Linked DNA regions of Homo sapiens: all the other regions are linked to region 1. The links are chromatin contacts, found by Hi-C or POLR2A ChIA-PET in ENCODE. All regions are on one chromosome and are shown on one strand. The core of a region is the stretch at or near the end of the contact, and the rest is flanking DNA. Distances in the headings are between cores, read along the strand shown.

What was found. Hi-C counts contacts between places; a loop is a spot of excess contacts on that map. ChIA-PET counts read pairs that join two places held with the same protein, here RNA polymerase II (POLR2A). Pooled maps may share reads with other maps.
Region 2: a loop to region 1 is called in a map of mammary epithelial cell, with 14 times the contacts of the local background. The contact joins two enhancer-like sites. A Hi-C loop is called at or near these places in 1 of 168 maps with a recorded cell type or tissue (mammary epithelial cell) and 1 of 50 pooled maps. POLR2A ChIA-PET finds 5 or more read pairs at or near these places in 3 of 52 experiments (AG04449, AG04450 and PC-3).
Region 3: a loop to region 1 is called in a map of PC-9, with 11 times the contacts of the local background. The contact joins two enhancer-like sites. A Hi-C loop is called at or near these places in 2 of 168 maps with a recorded cell type or tissue (PC-9 and ascending aorta) and 4 of 50 pooled maps. POLR2A ChIA-PET finds 5 or more read pairs at or near these places in 1 of 52 experiments (A549).

What each region holds. Positions count from the first base shown.
Region 1 is chr15:71,293,325-71,297,807 of GRCh38, reverse strand. The region is part of intron 6 of THSD4 (thrombospondin type 1 domain containing 4); the gene reads right to left. It overlaps LOC124903520 (a long non-coding RNA gene), which reads left to right. Exons shown (of 2, transcript XR_007064700.1): 1 at 1-2,649; 2 at 2,889-4,483. Among named protein-coding and RNA genes, the nearest start is that of THSD4-AS1, 110 kb to the right of the region's middle. RefSeq lists a silencer at 2,204-2,498 and an enhancer at 1,748-2,947. Within about 2 kb of position 2,672, at least 17 of the 41 ENCODE cell types and tissues checked have a DNase peak (open chromatin) inside an H3K27ac peak, as active enhancers do; they include PC-3, PC-9, ascending aorta and 1 more, where a contact is called at or near this core.
Region 2 is chr15:71,046,928-71,051,410 of GRCh38, reverse strand. LRRC49 (leucine rich repeat containing 49) reads right to left here. Exons shown (of 16, transcript NM_017691.5): 16 at 1-2,002. The coding sequence ends at 1,799. Among named protein-coding and RNA genes, the nearest start is that of THSD4, 66 kb to the left of the region's middle. Within about 2 kb of position 2,355, at least 3 of the 41 ENCODE cell types and tissues checked have a DNase peak (open chromatin) inside an H3K27ac peak, as active enhancers do; they include PC-3 and mammary epithelial cell, where a contact is called at or near this core.
Region 3 is chr15:71,077,135-71,081,617 of GRCh38, reverse strand. It overlaps LOC105370886 (a long non-coding RNA gene), which reads left to right. Exons shown (of 5, transcript XR_932439.2): 4 at 1,653-1,821; 5 at 3,264-4,483. Among named protein-coding and RNA genes, the nearest start is that of THSD4, 36 kb to the left of the region's middle. Within about 2 kb of position 2,102, at least 13 of the 41 ENCODE cell types and tissues checked have a DNase peak (open chromatin) inside an H3K27ac peak, as active enhancers do; they include PC-9 and ascending aorta, where a contact is called at or near this core.

The DNA.
Region 1 (4,483 bases), core at 1,423-3,922:
AAGACATACAACCCAATTTAAAAATAGGCAAAAGAGCAGGGTGCAGTCGTGTGCAGCTGTAGTCCCAGCTACTTGAGAGGCTGAGGTGGAAGGATTGCTTAAGTCCAGAAGGTGGAATCCAGCCTGGGCAACATAGTGAGACCACCCTACTGTCTTTAAAAAGGAGGAGGAAAAGGCCGAGCGTGGTAGCTCACGTCTGTAATCCCAGCACTTTGGGAGGCCAAGGCAGGCGGATCACAAGGTCAGGAGTTCAAGACCAGCCTGACCAACATGGTGAAACCCTGTCTCTACTAAGAATACAAAAATTAGCCAGGCATGGGGGCACGTGCCTGTAATCCCAGCTACTCAGGAGGCTGGGGCAGGAGAATCACTTGAACCTGGGAGGCAGAGGTTGCAGTGAGCTGAGATTGCGCCACTGCACTCCAGTCTGGGTTACAGAGCGAGATTCCGTCTCAGAAACAAACAAACAAACAAACAAACAAACAAAAAAAAGAAGAGGAGAGCAAAGGACTTGAATAAATATTTTTCTGCAAATAAGATATATGAATGGCCAATAAGCACACAAAAACATGAAAAGAAGCTCAACATCATTAGCCATTCAAGAAATGCAAATCAGAACCACAATGAATACCACTTCACACCCACTACTAGGATGGATATAATTAAAAAAAAATAAATAACAAGGATGTGAAGGAAATGGGTTAATATTATGCTATGTGAATTTCACCTCATTAAAAACAATAGAAGACATATAAATGGGCAATAAGCTCATGAAAAGATGTATAATAATGGAAGCAGGGATGGGGCAGAAACAGCCAAAAGAAAGAAAAGAGCACTGAGGTCCATTACAGTAGCATTTCACAGGTTATCTCATTTAATCCTTTCAAGAGACTTCATGATGTCGATGTTATTAATCTCATTTTGCAGATGAGAAAACAGAGGCTCGGAGCAATTAAAAATCTAGTTATAGCTAATAAATGGCAGGGTCGGGATGAGGCTTCTCAACAAGTTACCAAAATGACTGCAACCAAGATTATAACTTAAAGGAATACGACGTTTTCAGATGCACTGAAAACTGGACCCTTGATTTTATGGCACTTTTACAATGTGATAACACATAAAAACCTGTGATAAAATTTTATGTCCATGAAGCCAGGGACACAAAGCCTTGGCCAGTGTGGAGGATAATGCAGGACAGGTGCTGCGCAGAGTTATGCACGCTGCTTGGCCAACTCCCTCAGCCCTGCTCTGCGTACTGATTCTCTGATCCAAAGACAAACACCCAGAGAGACTTGGCAGGAAGGTGCGTCTTGCCCGAGAGGCACAGACTAATAGAGACAACAGGCCTTAGGGAGGCTTCAGAGGTCATCCGGTCTTAGTGGGCCGAAACACATATCCACGAACCAGATGTATCTGAATTACCTGGGGAGCTCATAAAATGCAGATTCCTGGGCCCCATGCCAGACCTCAGGTGGGTAGGGCACAGAAATGACAATTTTTAAAAAGCTCTCCAGAGGGTAACCCTTATCTATTGTTGATGGGAATGTAAAATGGTACAGACACTTTGGGAAACAGTTTGGCTATTTCCTGAAAAGTTACACATAAGAGTTACCATTTGACCCAGTAATTCCACTTCTAGGTATATACGCAAGAGAAATGAAAACATACGCCCTCACAAAAATGTGTCCATGAATGTTCTAAGCAGCATCATTCATGACTCATCAACTGGATCAAATATCCATCAACTGATAAGTAGATAAATAACATGTGACATATCATACAATTGCCATATTATTGAGCAATAGAAAGGAATAGGCTATCAATACATGCTACAGTATTAATGAACCTCAAGTATGTTATATTAAGTAACAGAAGCCAGATGCAAGAGACCACACAGTGCATGATTCTATTTATGTGAAACATCCAGAAAAGGTAAATCTACAGGGGCAGAAAGTACATAGCTTACTTGTTGCCTAGGGCAGGGAGTGGGAGTGGATGGGGATATTACTGACATGATAAAAATGTTCTAATACTGATTTATGCTGATAGTTGCACAACTTGGTAAACTTACTAAAACTCATTGATTGTAAAATGTGACTCAATAGAGCTGGCTTTTTTTTTTTAAAGAAAATGTCCCCAGGTGATTCTGACGTTCCAGCAGATTTGAGAACCACTGAATTCCAATATACTTACTGTGCAATGAGGAACCTGAAACCCAGAGAGGGAAATGATTCACCCAGAGTCACAAAGTGAGTTCATACAGAGCCAGATTGCCTCTGATCTGTGTCTCCACAAAAGGAAATGGAACGCTAGGAGATGACCTGATGAAATTAACCAAAGGGGACTGCCAATCTCAATGAGTCAGTCCCCATTAAACCCTTTTCCCCCTTAACTCGCAGGAAGCTGGTTTGTTTTGCCTGACTGAACCAGGAAAGGGGCTCAGGAAGCAGCTGTAGGCCAGTGAAAGGACTACAGGCTTGGAGTCAGAAGGCCTGGGTTCAAACTTGGCCTTGAGAGTTCATCGTGATCCTGGGCCAGTCACTTCACTTCCTAGGGACTCATCTGGTTCATCCATCTGTAAACAAAGCCGATCATATCACCCTCCCAGGATCACTGCAGGACCAGTAAGGAAGATATTGAGTAATCCAGGTAGGAGATGATTTCCTTCCTGCCTAATCTGAAACCACAGATGTCCAGCCCAATCTGTTTATCTTAAGGCTACAACCAGAGCATCCCTTCCAGCCTGCAGGGCACTCACATTCCCTGACGCAAGCGCCACTCACCCACCCCAATCTTGGACCCAGTCCCAGCTTGATCCCAGTTCCCAGGTGCCATAAAACTCTGGAAAGGTGGAAACAAGACTGTATTTTTTTTTTTTTTTTTTACAGCTGTGAGAACTGCAGACTGAGAACAATAAGTATTTTTAAAATAACAACCTTCCGAGTGACCACCGACGCATCAAATACTGGATTGGGCGTGGTGTTATTATAAGACCAAGAGAATGTAAAACATCCTGTAACATATCTTAGTAGAAGATCTTTGCCAAGGGAAAGAAATCTGTCTTCTATCTAAGAGGAATGTTTGGTAATCGTTTGGGCCTTGGATAAACTCAGGCCATACGTCTTGGGCCAGGCATTTACATTATGGACTAATCATAGAGCCCTGCAGTGAATATAGACATTGTGGAGTAAGAGTAGGTTACCGAGATGGTCATGGCAGCTTTGACACTCACAGAGACATGCAGCCTGTGTCCGGATGGGGAACATTCAGGCCAAGACCCTTTCTTAAAAGGAAAAATGTGAACGCTGGTATCCCCTGAACGGACCCCATCTAAGTGGATCCTGAACTCCCAGCCTGTGCCATCAGATAAGAATGTCAACATGGCAGAGGGCGAAGGTAAGAAGGGACCCGTCCAACTCAGCCTGCTTGGGTCACATTTTGTTTGCTTTATCAGGTCCAAGAGAAATCTGACTTCTTTGAGGGACCTGTGGGTGTCATTCACAGGGACTCCTGGTAACTGAGCTAGACAGTGAAAAACAGGCATTCTCTGTAAAAGGGCACTTGGGACTGACAAGAAGACAGAAGAAACAGAAGCTCGCCACTCATGACAGCAGCACAGGCGTAGGCTTGGAGAAAGAAAGATGAACTTGAGAGCCTTTGGTTCAGAGAGGTGTTACAGACTTGCTGAAAATGTAACTCCAAGCAGCAGCAGAAGATAAATGAGAACAGAAGGAGCTAGAAGGGAAATGGACTAAAGCAGGAAAAATACAAAGAAAAGCAAAGGCTAGGAGATCAAACATCTAAAACAATACTAGCAAACACATAGCACATGTACTGCAAGTGCCCTGCCCCAGGATTCACGGTGGTCTCACACCCTTCAGGGACCCCCCAGGCAGCCACTGGGAGGGACTGTTTCATGTGCACCTCCCAGGCCTGAAGCAAAAGCCTAGACTTTCCACTTCCAGTTAAACATGGAAGAGTGACCATCTTACACCTCCTCTCCCTTCCAAAACCCTACTAAATTTCCTACTGTTAGGGAATTTTAAAACGTTTTAACCTATGAGGACAAAGCAAAAAGAGAGGAGATATCCACAAATAAAGATTTCAGCAAACTTGGAGAAAAGTAGAGGAAAGCGTTGTAATTGAGTGTAAGTTGCAAACATTCATATCCACTGTGGAGGAAACTTGAGAACAAAGCCATCTGGACTGACAGACACCCCAGTAGCCCAGCCCTCGGAGGCACAGGAACCATGAAAGATGAGGCTCTGGTTCATGATGGAAAACTGAGCTACTAAGCCCATGTTATGCAGCCAGGCTACTACGTAACCCCCATGCTCCTCCCCAAGCAGGGGAGAGGTTTACTCTTCAGAGAAACTGAGAAGGGGCTGCAGACCCAGGAAACAGGCACCATGGAGAACAGAGCTCAGGGCAAGGGGCACCCAGAACACCAACCACACGTCCACCTCCACAGGCAGGAGATTCA
Region 2 (4,483 bases), core at 1,106-3,605, 250 kb after region 1:
GTTTGGAGAGGCTAAAGGATCAGAAAGCAATGCTAATAGCTCCTCTGTCCTAGGGCACCAACCCTATTGTTCAACCTACAGCCAAAAGAGTAATAATTAAAGCTCAACGTATTGGGTGTTTGCTGTGTGCCAGGCATGATGAGAAATGCTTTACATGCATTGTTTCTTTTGATTCTCATGACTATCTTACGAAGTGTGTGCTATCAGGAGGAAACTGAGGTTACACACTAGTAAGCTGATGGCCTAAGTGCCAAGATGAAAAAACCAGGACAGGACAGGCATGGTGGCTCACACCTGTAATCCCAGCACTTTGGGAGGCCGAGGCAGGCGGATCATGAGGTCAGGAGATCGAGACCATCCTGGCTAACATGGTGAAACCCCGTCTCTACTAAAAATACAAAAACTTAGCTGGGCATGGTGGCGGGCACCTGTAGACCCAGCTACTTGGGAGGCTGAGGCAGGAGAATGGCGTGAACCTGGGAAGCGGAGCTTGCAGTGAGCCGAGATCGCGCCACTGCACTCCAGCCTGGGTGACAGAGCAAGACTCTGTCTCAAAAAAAAAAAAAGAAAAAGAAAAAACCAGGACAGCCTTTTAAGGCTATGATCAGAAAAATGGTAACCTGTTAAAGTTAAGCACGCCTTTTGGGAGAAGAGTAATCAAGAGATCTTAAGGATGTGGGTCTTTCTCAGAACCGCAATAGCAGCTTACCTAGCTTCCTTCCAGGTGTCTCTGCATGTCTCTGCATGTCTTTGCTGTCGTACATCTTCTAGTCCTGTTTTCCCATATCCTGGTGGTCCTGCTGACATAATAGCTGCTAGGTAAAATCTAAGCAAACCGAAAAATTCCTATTTATTGACTAAGATTGTTTTTCTGAAGTGGCATCATCTCTAGCTATGGTAATAGGCTCCTACTACCCTTCTCACCAGCATGAATTTGATCTTCAAATGAAATTTTAAAAATTAGAACCCTTCACTCATGCATCCCTAATACTTCTGAGACACAGGTACACATGCATGTCTATTAAAAGAGCATTTGAGAGCTAACAATGGAAGGAAACATCTTTCAGAGAAGCAGATTTACTGCTTTGTAACAGCATTTTATAGTCATTCAGGATCTCCTAAGACAAAACATTTTCTTCCTATCCCAGTTTTGACTCATTTGCATATTCTCTGCCCATAGTGATTCCCAGGACCTCCTGTGGTTCCCTGAGAATGCATTCCTAGAAGAATGGGGCATCCTCCATATAGGTGAATAGCAGGAACCGTACCTAACTAAAGAGGAACATACAATAAATATGACAATTCTGACTGAATTAAGGAGGCAAACATACTTTATTTTGACTAATTTGTTAGTAAGTTTATTCTTCACTCATAAAAAGAACATATTTTTGGCTTTGAAATCATGACATAAAATAAAAAGGGAAATAACTGAAAATTATCAGCTAAAAGTAGGTAGATGCAGCTCATGCTGAATCATCAGCAAATACTACGTGCTTTGGGCTATAGCAGGGCACCAATCAAAGCAAGAACCAAGGATGCAGTGCCACGCCATCTCTGAAAACTGTTTAGTTCCCAAAGGTTGTTTGGTCCTCACATACAGGCAATTAATCCTTCCTTTCTCCTGCTTTCCTTCCTTCCTTCTTAACTTTTAGCTATGAGAACAGTGGGCAATAATGCTTTTATACTAGTCTTTCTAGTTTATAGGATAGTGTTGTTGTTGTTTTAACATGTATAACCTGCATATTTTCAACCTTCAAAAAATAAAACTGCCAAAATCAACTGTAACTAAAGGCCATTTTTATTTTTGGTCTGTTATCTGCTGTAGGCAGAGCTTCATATAGGAATTTTTATTGCGAATTTCTATGACTGCATCCCTAACAAGCTCAATGAACATCTGTGGCCAAAGCTTCTGCAAAGCCTCATTTTTCATGTTGATTTCTGTGGCTTCCTTCACAAGGTCTTCTATATATGTTTTACAGAATTTCTTCTTTTCCTTTATTTCCTGTTAAAAAAAAGAGAAAGTTTTGTATTAAATCATAACTAATCCAAAAGTCAAAGCAACAATTAGCTGAACCACAGAAAATTGAAATAATTTATTCTGACCCCCTATTCCTCCCCCATCTACTCCTCAGAGCAGGAATTCTTTCCTAGTCACTGCTGACAGAGTTCTGCTTGAGTAAAGATAACAACAAGGGTCTCAGTACTTCTCAGTCTACTCCTACCTCTGTTGGACAGCTCTGCTAGAAAATGTGTTTCTTTACTGGAATTGTTGAATCATAACTACTATTTCTCCTATCTCAGTTCAGGTCATTTAGCTCACACAAGTCAGCTGAATGCAGACTCACAGATTCCTGTGGTAAATGTATCAGGATACAGATAGTGACAATTTCAATTGGTATGATATTAGTTAATATCTATGTAATACTTTAAGTATGTATACTCTGAATTTACCCTCTATTATGGGAAAGCATAAAATGGTACACTACACTGACTTACGCAGCCTTGACCATTTGGAGAAAGTTGGGGGGAAGTGTACAATTAGGAAGAGTAAACATATAGAAACCTGGGACCCAGGACGTTGCCTTCTAAAGAAACAGGTCTCCCACTCAACTTCTGGGTCTGGCAGTGTGAAAATGAAAAACCTGGTCCTAAACACAACAGAGGAATTTTGGAGCTGAGGATATTTGAATATTGTGCCCCAATTTCATCACAGAGACTAAAACAAAGTGATTTTGTTTAATCAAGAATTTAACATTTATTTTGGCTATTGATACTTCTGAATAGTATCAAGGCATAATCATGGAATGTATAATATACATGGAAGAATCAATGTAACACATCAGATAATCAGAATTACAAGGGAAGTAATGCACATCAATGAAGAAGGAAAGTAATAAATGTCAATGAGACAATACATTTAACTACTAGAAAAAGGATCCATTTAAATCTCCAACTCAAGTCAAAACACCAAAATAATTTCAAGATAAATTAAATGAGCTAAATTTAAAATATCATAAGCCAGGCATGGTAGCTCACATCTGTAATCCCAGCACTTTGGGAGGCCAAGGCAGGAGGATCGCTTAAGGCCAAGAACTCAAGACCAGCCTGGGCAACATAGCGAGACCCCATCTCTACAGAAAAACAAGAATAAAAAATTTAGCCAGGTGTAATAGCACATGCCTGTAGTTCCAGGTACTTGGGAGGCTGAGGTGGGAGAATCGTTTGAGCCCAGGAGTTCAAGGCTACAGTTTAAGCTATGATCATGCCATTGCACTCCAGCCTGAGTAACAGAGTGAGACCTTGTTTCTAAAAAAAAAAAAAAAAAAAAAAAATTTGGCCCGGTGCAGTGGCTCACACCTGTAATCCCAGCACTTTGGGAGGCCAAGGTGGGTGGATCACTTGCGGTCAGGAGTTCGAGACTAGCCTGGCCAGCATGGTGAAACCCCATCTCTACTAAAAATATAAAAATTAGCCAGGGTTGTGGCACATGCCTGTAGTCCCAGCTACACGGGAGGCTGAGGCAGGAGAATTGCTTGAACCCAGGAGGTGGAGGTTGCAGTGAGCTGAGGTCGTGCCACTGCACTCCAGCCTGGGCGACAGAGCAAGACTCTGTCTCAAAAAACAAAACAAAACAAACAAACAAACAAATGAAATCCTAAAAATCACAGATAGTGTCATTAAAATTATACCTACGAAGATTTCTAGGAAGTCCTAGCCAGAACGGTCAGGCAAGAGAAAGAAATTAAAAAGCATCTAAATAGGAAAAGAAGTCAAACTATCTCTCTTTGCTGACAATATGATTTCTATACCTAGAAAATCCTAAAGACTCTGCCAAAAGGCTCTCAAATTGAAACAATTTTAGTAAAACTTCAGGATATAAAATCAATGTACACAATTCAGTAGCGTTTCTATACACCAACAACATCCAGGCTGACAGTGAAATCAAGAACACAATCCCACTTACAATAGCCACAAAGAAAATGAAATACGTAGGAATACAGCTAAGAAGGTGAAAGACCTCTACAAGGAGAACTACAAAATACTGCTGAAAGAAATCAGAGATGACACAAATAAATGGAAAAACATTCCCTGCTGATGGATTGGAAGAATCAATATCATAAAAATGGCCATATTGCCCAAAGTAATTTACAGTTCAATGCTATTCATATCAAATTCCCAATGTCACTCTTCACAGAATTAGAAAAAAAATTCTAAAATTCATATGGAACCAAAAAAGAGCCCGAATAGCCAAAGCAATCCTAAGCAAAAAGAACAAAGCCAGAGGCATTATGCTATCTGACTTCAAACTATACTATAAAGCCACAGTAACCAAAACAGTTTGGTACTGGTAAAAAACAGATACATCGACCAATGGAACAGAATAGAAAACTCAGAAATAAAGCTGCACACCGAAAACCATCTGATCTTCAACAGGGCTGACAAAAACAAGCAATGGGGAAAGGACTCCCTATTCTATAAACGG
Region 3 (4,483 bases), core at 853-3,352, 220 kb after region 1:
GACATGGGGTAACCTGTGTATCATATTTCTCCTGGTGCCTGATAGAATCACTGCTTCCCTTCCTGCTGTGTTTGTGCCATTCTAAATGTCTCTGACTCTGATGGCTACCAGATTCTCTTGAGGGTCTCTTCAGTCTTTTCAGTAGGCCACCCACCTTGTCCACTGCTGCATAATTTCTCCAGGTTCCTTCCTGGTTCAAAACTCTTTGTGTGGTCAGGTGCGGTGGCTCACGCCTGTGATCCCAGCTCTTTGGGATCCCTAAGTAGAAGGATCACTTGAGCCCAGGAATTTGAGACCAGCATGGGCAACAAAGCAAGACTTCGTCTCTACAAAAAATAATTTAAAAAAATTAGGTGGTTATGGTGGCACATACCTGTAGTCCCAGCTACTCAGGAGGCTGAGGCAGGAGTATGGCTTGAGCCAGAAGTTGGAGGCTGCACTTAGCTATGATTACTCCACTGTACTCTAGCCTGACGACAGAGCAAAACCCTTCTCAAAAACAAACAAAACCCCAAAAACTTTGCATTCCTTCCAAAGGATGAAACATTTCATTTAACCCAGCCACATGGAGTTAAATATGGTCAAGCCAAATGAACTCATTTCACATGTTTAGCTCAAGCAAGCTGATTTCTTCACAGGAGCTGCCCAGTAAATGCTTCAGTGACGCCCACCATGATGTGTGTGGGGTTAGTTCATCAGCTGAGCTGTCTGAACCACTTACAGACTTCCAAGCCCTACATGTTCTTCCTTGTCTCTGAGTCATTGTGAAAGCTGCCCCTGAACTTAGAATACCCTTTGACTCTTTCCTATCCCCCTCTTTACCCACTAAATAGCACTACACTTGCCAGAGTCCCAGCCACTTGTGGGGCTGAGGCAAGAGGATCACTTGAGGCCAGGAGTTTGAGGCTGCAGTGAGCCGTGATCATGCCTGTGAATAGTCACTGCACTCCAGCCTGGGCAATACAATGAGATCCTGTCTCTTACAAAAAAGTAAAAAATAAAAAATAACACCACATCTTTCAGCAGCCTTAAGGGAGGCCCTCCTTTCAAAACCCCACTGTACCTCCTCCCCGAGGTGGGCTTCGCTGCCCCTCTACTGTGCTCCCACCACATCCGTGCTTACTCCAAAGAGGCACGTACTATGTTGAATTGCATGCGCCTGTTTAGTCATCTACCTCTTCAACCCAGGCTGTGAGCCTGGTGGGCAGGGACCATGCCCTATTCATCCGAGTGAACTGGTGCTGAATACAATTATTTGGCACATGGTAGGTGTGGAATAAAGGCTTTCTGAATGAATGAGCTGGTAAGTAAGTGAGGAATGGATGACTCAATGACTAAATGAAGAAATGCAACACTCCACCAGCCCAAGTGAAGGTTTATGAGGGCATGAAAAGACTGGAAAAAGCATGCCTGTTAGGAACAGACCCAGAACGGCAACCCCCTCAACCCCTTGCCTTCTGTCCTGGTCCTCTCCTCTCCGCCCTGCACACACTTGTTTTCCATGAGCCACCTCACCCATCCTGGAGGCTTCTGTTCCCCTCTGAGTGTCATTGATTGCCAAAGCAATGGTCCCAAATTCTGTGCCAAACTTAAGGCAAACTTTTCAGAAAATTTGTCTCTTACCTATGCCTTTTCCATTTGAATTTTTACAGCTACCACTTCCTCCACGAGATGACTTGCTCTCTGGATTGGAGGTGTGTCTGCATTTCAGGAACAAGCAACTTTTCTCTGTGGCTACAGGCTGTACTCTGAACCTCCACCATTGGAAAGTCAACTCCTGCTACGTCCTGTTCAGCAAGGATTTGAGCAGGTTTGGTGAAGGTAAATGCATTCCTATTGCCATGGAGACATGGTATTTCTCAGTGACAGAGAACAGAGAAGCAAAGTTAAAGTTACTTGCATGGCAATATAGTAGAAAAAGTAAAAACTCAGAGCCTGGATGTGTAGGGCAGGCATGGGGAACTTCTGGCTTCCAGCTCTTGGCTCAATTTTCTTCCAGCCTTTGGCAAACATGACAAACCATGGTTACATTAACAAAGAATGATACTTATCAGTCAGATACCACCCAGTGCTGGAAAGGCCCCAGAGCCAGTTGGAAGGCAGTGGGTGGTGACACATTTTACAAGCACGTTCTCACGGTTCTACTCTATTTCAGAATTCATTTGGGCTTCCTACATTTCAAGTCAACTGTCTTTTTGAAATACCTGTAGATTCTCCAGAGCCTGTGCTAAGTTTTAAGGCTTCTTGTTTTTTTTTTTTTTTTTTTGCCGTTTGCCCTTGTTTTATACTGTTGACTAAAGCCATAAAGTCACAAGCTGTGAAAGACGGAAAGACCTTTAGAGATTATCTGATCTAACCCCCTCATTTTATAGGCTAAGAAACTGTCAGAAGTGACTTTAACTTTGAATTTTATGAGATCTATTTGTGTTGACAACATAATCGAATGCCCTGCTTCTGAGACTGAGGATTTGCAAGGGGAAATATTTTTTAAAAGTCAGTGCTCTTTCTGATGGGTGGGAGAGTAGGGTAAAAGCTTTTGTTTTCGTAACTGTTTCTGTGCCACACACTCCACCAGATAGAATGCAAGACCTCTCTACCGGGTTTAAGCCTACCACTGTCAGAATAACCACAGGAGGAATACCTGTAGACTGTTGCTACTCCCCTTAGGAAAGTATCCAATGATCAGAGGTCACTTCCCCACTTTGAGGGTGTTCAGACAGAAAAGACTAAAGACCTCTGAAGCAATGACACGTGCAAGCAGTCAACAGCACCCACTGTTCCCAAAGAGAGTTTCTCTTGGGGGCTCTGGCCAGTTGGACTTCTTAATAAATCAGCTCCTGCACACAACAGCTATGCACATCCCTGCCTCTGTTGAGCAGGCACTGCATGTGGCCGAAGCAGGCTCCATGGCAATGAGGCATGGACTGGTTTGGGAGTTGTAGATGCCTTAGGCTGTTGTGTAGGAAACTGGAAGGCTGATCCCTAGAATCACTTTGGAAAAGGCACAAAGTTCAGAGCTAGAAAAGCAAAATCAAAACCCGTTTGCAGAGCCAATGGGTAAGATCAGGAAAGGCAAACAGGTTTCACATCAACTCTGATTGGTGGTACCTGTCTGGGGTACGGTACTGAGAAGGGTTGTGAAGCCGTGAGTCAGAGGAAAGGTACAGGGCTATGGATTAGGAATGCCTGCATTAGGGCTAAGCAGGGGAGAGCAACAAGTGTACTATGTATTTTTCTTTTTTTTTAATATCATTTTATTTTAGCCAAGAATTACCTGTATAAAGTCGAAAAGTGCTTCCACTGATGCAACACGGCAGTCCTTTTCAGGTAATCTTACCAGCAGGCTCCTTCTTCTCACGGAAGAGCCATGTTAACAATAAACTTTGGCTAGAGGGTGCTGTGGAAATGGTAAAATATGGAGATTATTCTGTGAAAAATTATGGGTGATTTGAGAGTAAAAGCAAGAAGCTATTGGCATTAGGCAGAATACATAGAAAATAAAACATAAACTCACTTTTGTAATCAATCCAGGATGGCATGGATTGAATGGATTGACAAGGGTGCATGGTTGAATGGTCAACACTCTTCACCTGCCAGTGCAGAGCCCTAAAATGAACACTTAACCACCATCAGGGTGAGAGGCAGCTCTTTGATACTGGTGGTCGGGGGGCGGGGGTGGTGTCAGTCTCATTAACCAGGGCAGTGAGGGTTGGCTGAAGTATCTGGCCACCGGAAATCCTATTGTCTCAGCTCAGTTGAGGAAACCAGTAGCCTTAAATGGGGGATAAAACTGATGGACCAGGCTGCAAGTGGCCCATCACACAGAGCAGGCCTGGGATGTTCCTATCAAGGCAATAGGAAGCCCTCCCTGTCCACGCAGTGATGGTAGAGCCAGTCCAGAAGCACAAGCCCAGAAGCAACCTGGGTGTCTACATGGAGGAATGATTCTTGTCCCTCCCAAGGCTCTTATAGATTCTGTTCCCTGATATTCTTCCCATGTGTGTGGGACACAGGGGAAGCTGGGAAGGGTGGCACAAGTATCTTTTCTGTATTTATTCAGATAATTTAATGTTTATTTTCTAGTTCTTACCATGGTGAGTTACATTGATTGATCTTTCAAATGTTAGGCCAACTTTACATTCCTGGGATGAAATCCACTTGGTCGTGACCTATTGTCTTCTTATGTATCATTGGATTTGATTCACTAAAATACTGCTAAGAAGTTTTGTGTCTATGCTTGTCGTAGGAAAATAGCCAATTACATGGCAAGAGTGGCGCCATCTTGAATTGAAACTCCCATGATGACTGTTGTTTGACTCTTGCATGCCAAGGTGGTCTGCAGCAAGGTCTTTAAACAATGCTCATAGCTTAGATAACCCCTCATAAAGATGCTTATCTAACCTCCCCAGTAGTCTTGAGTTTAACAAGAAACACAGATGTGACTAGCTACCACATATTTTACCAAAAAACTTGTAATATAACA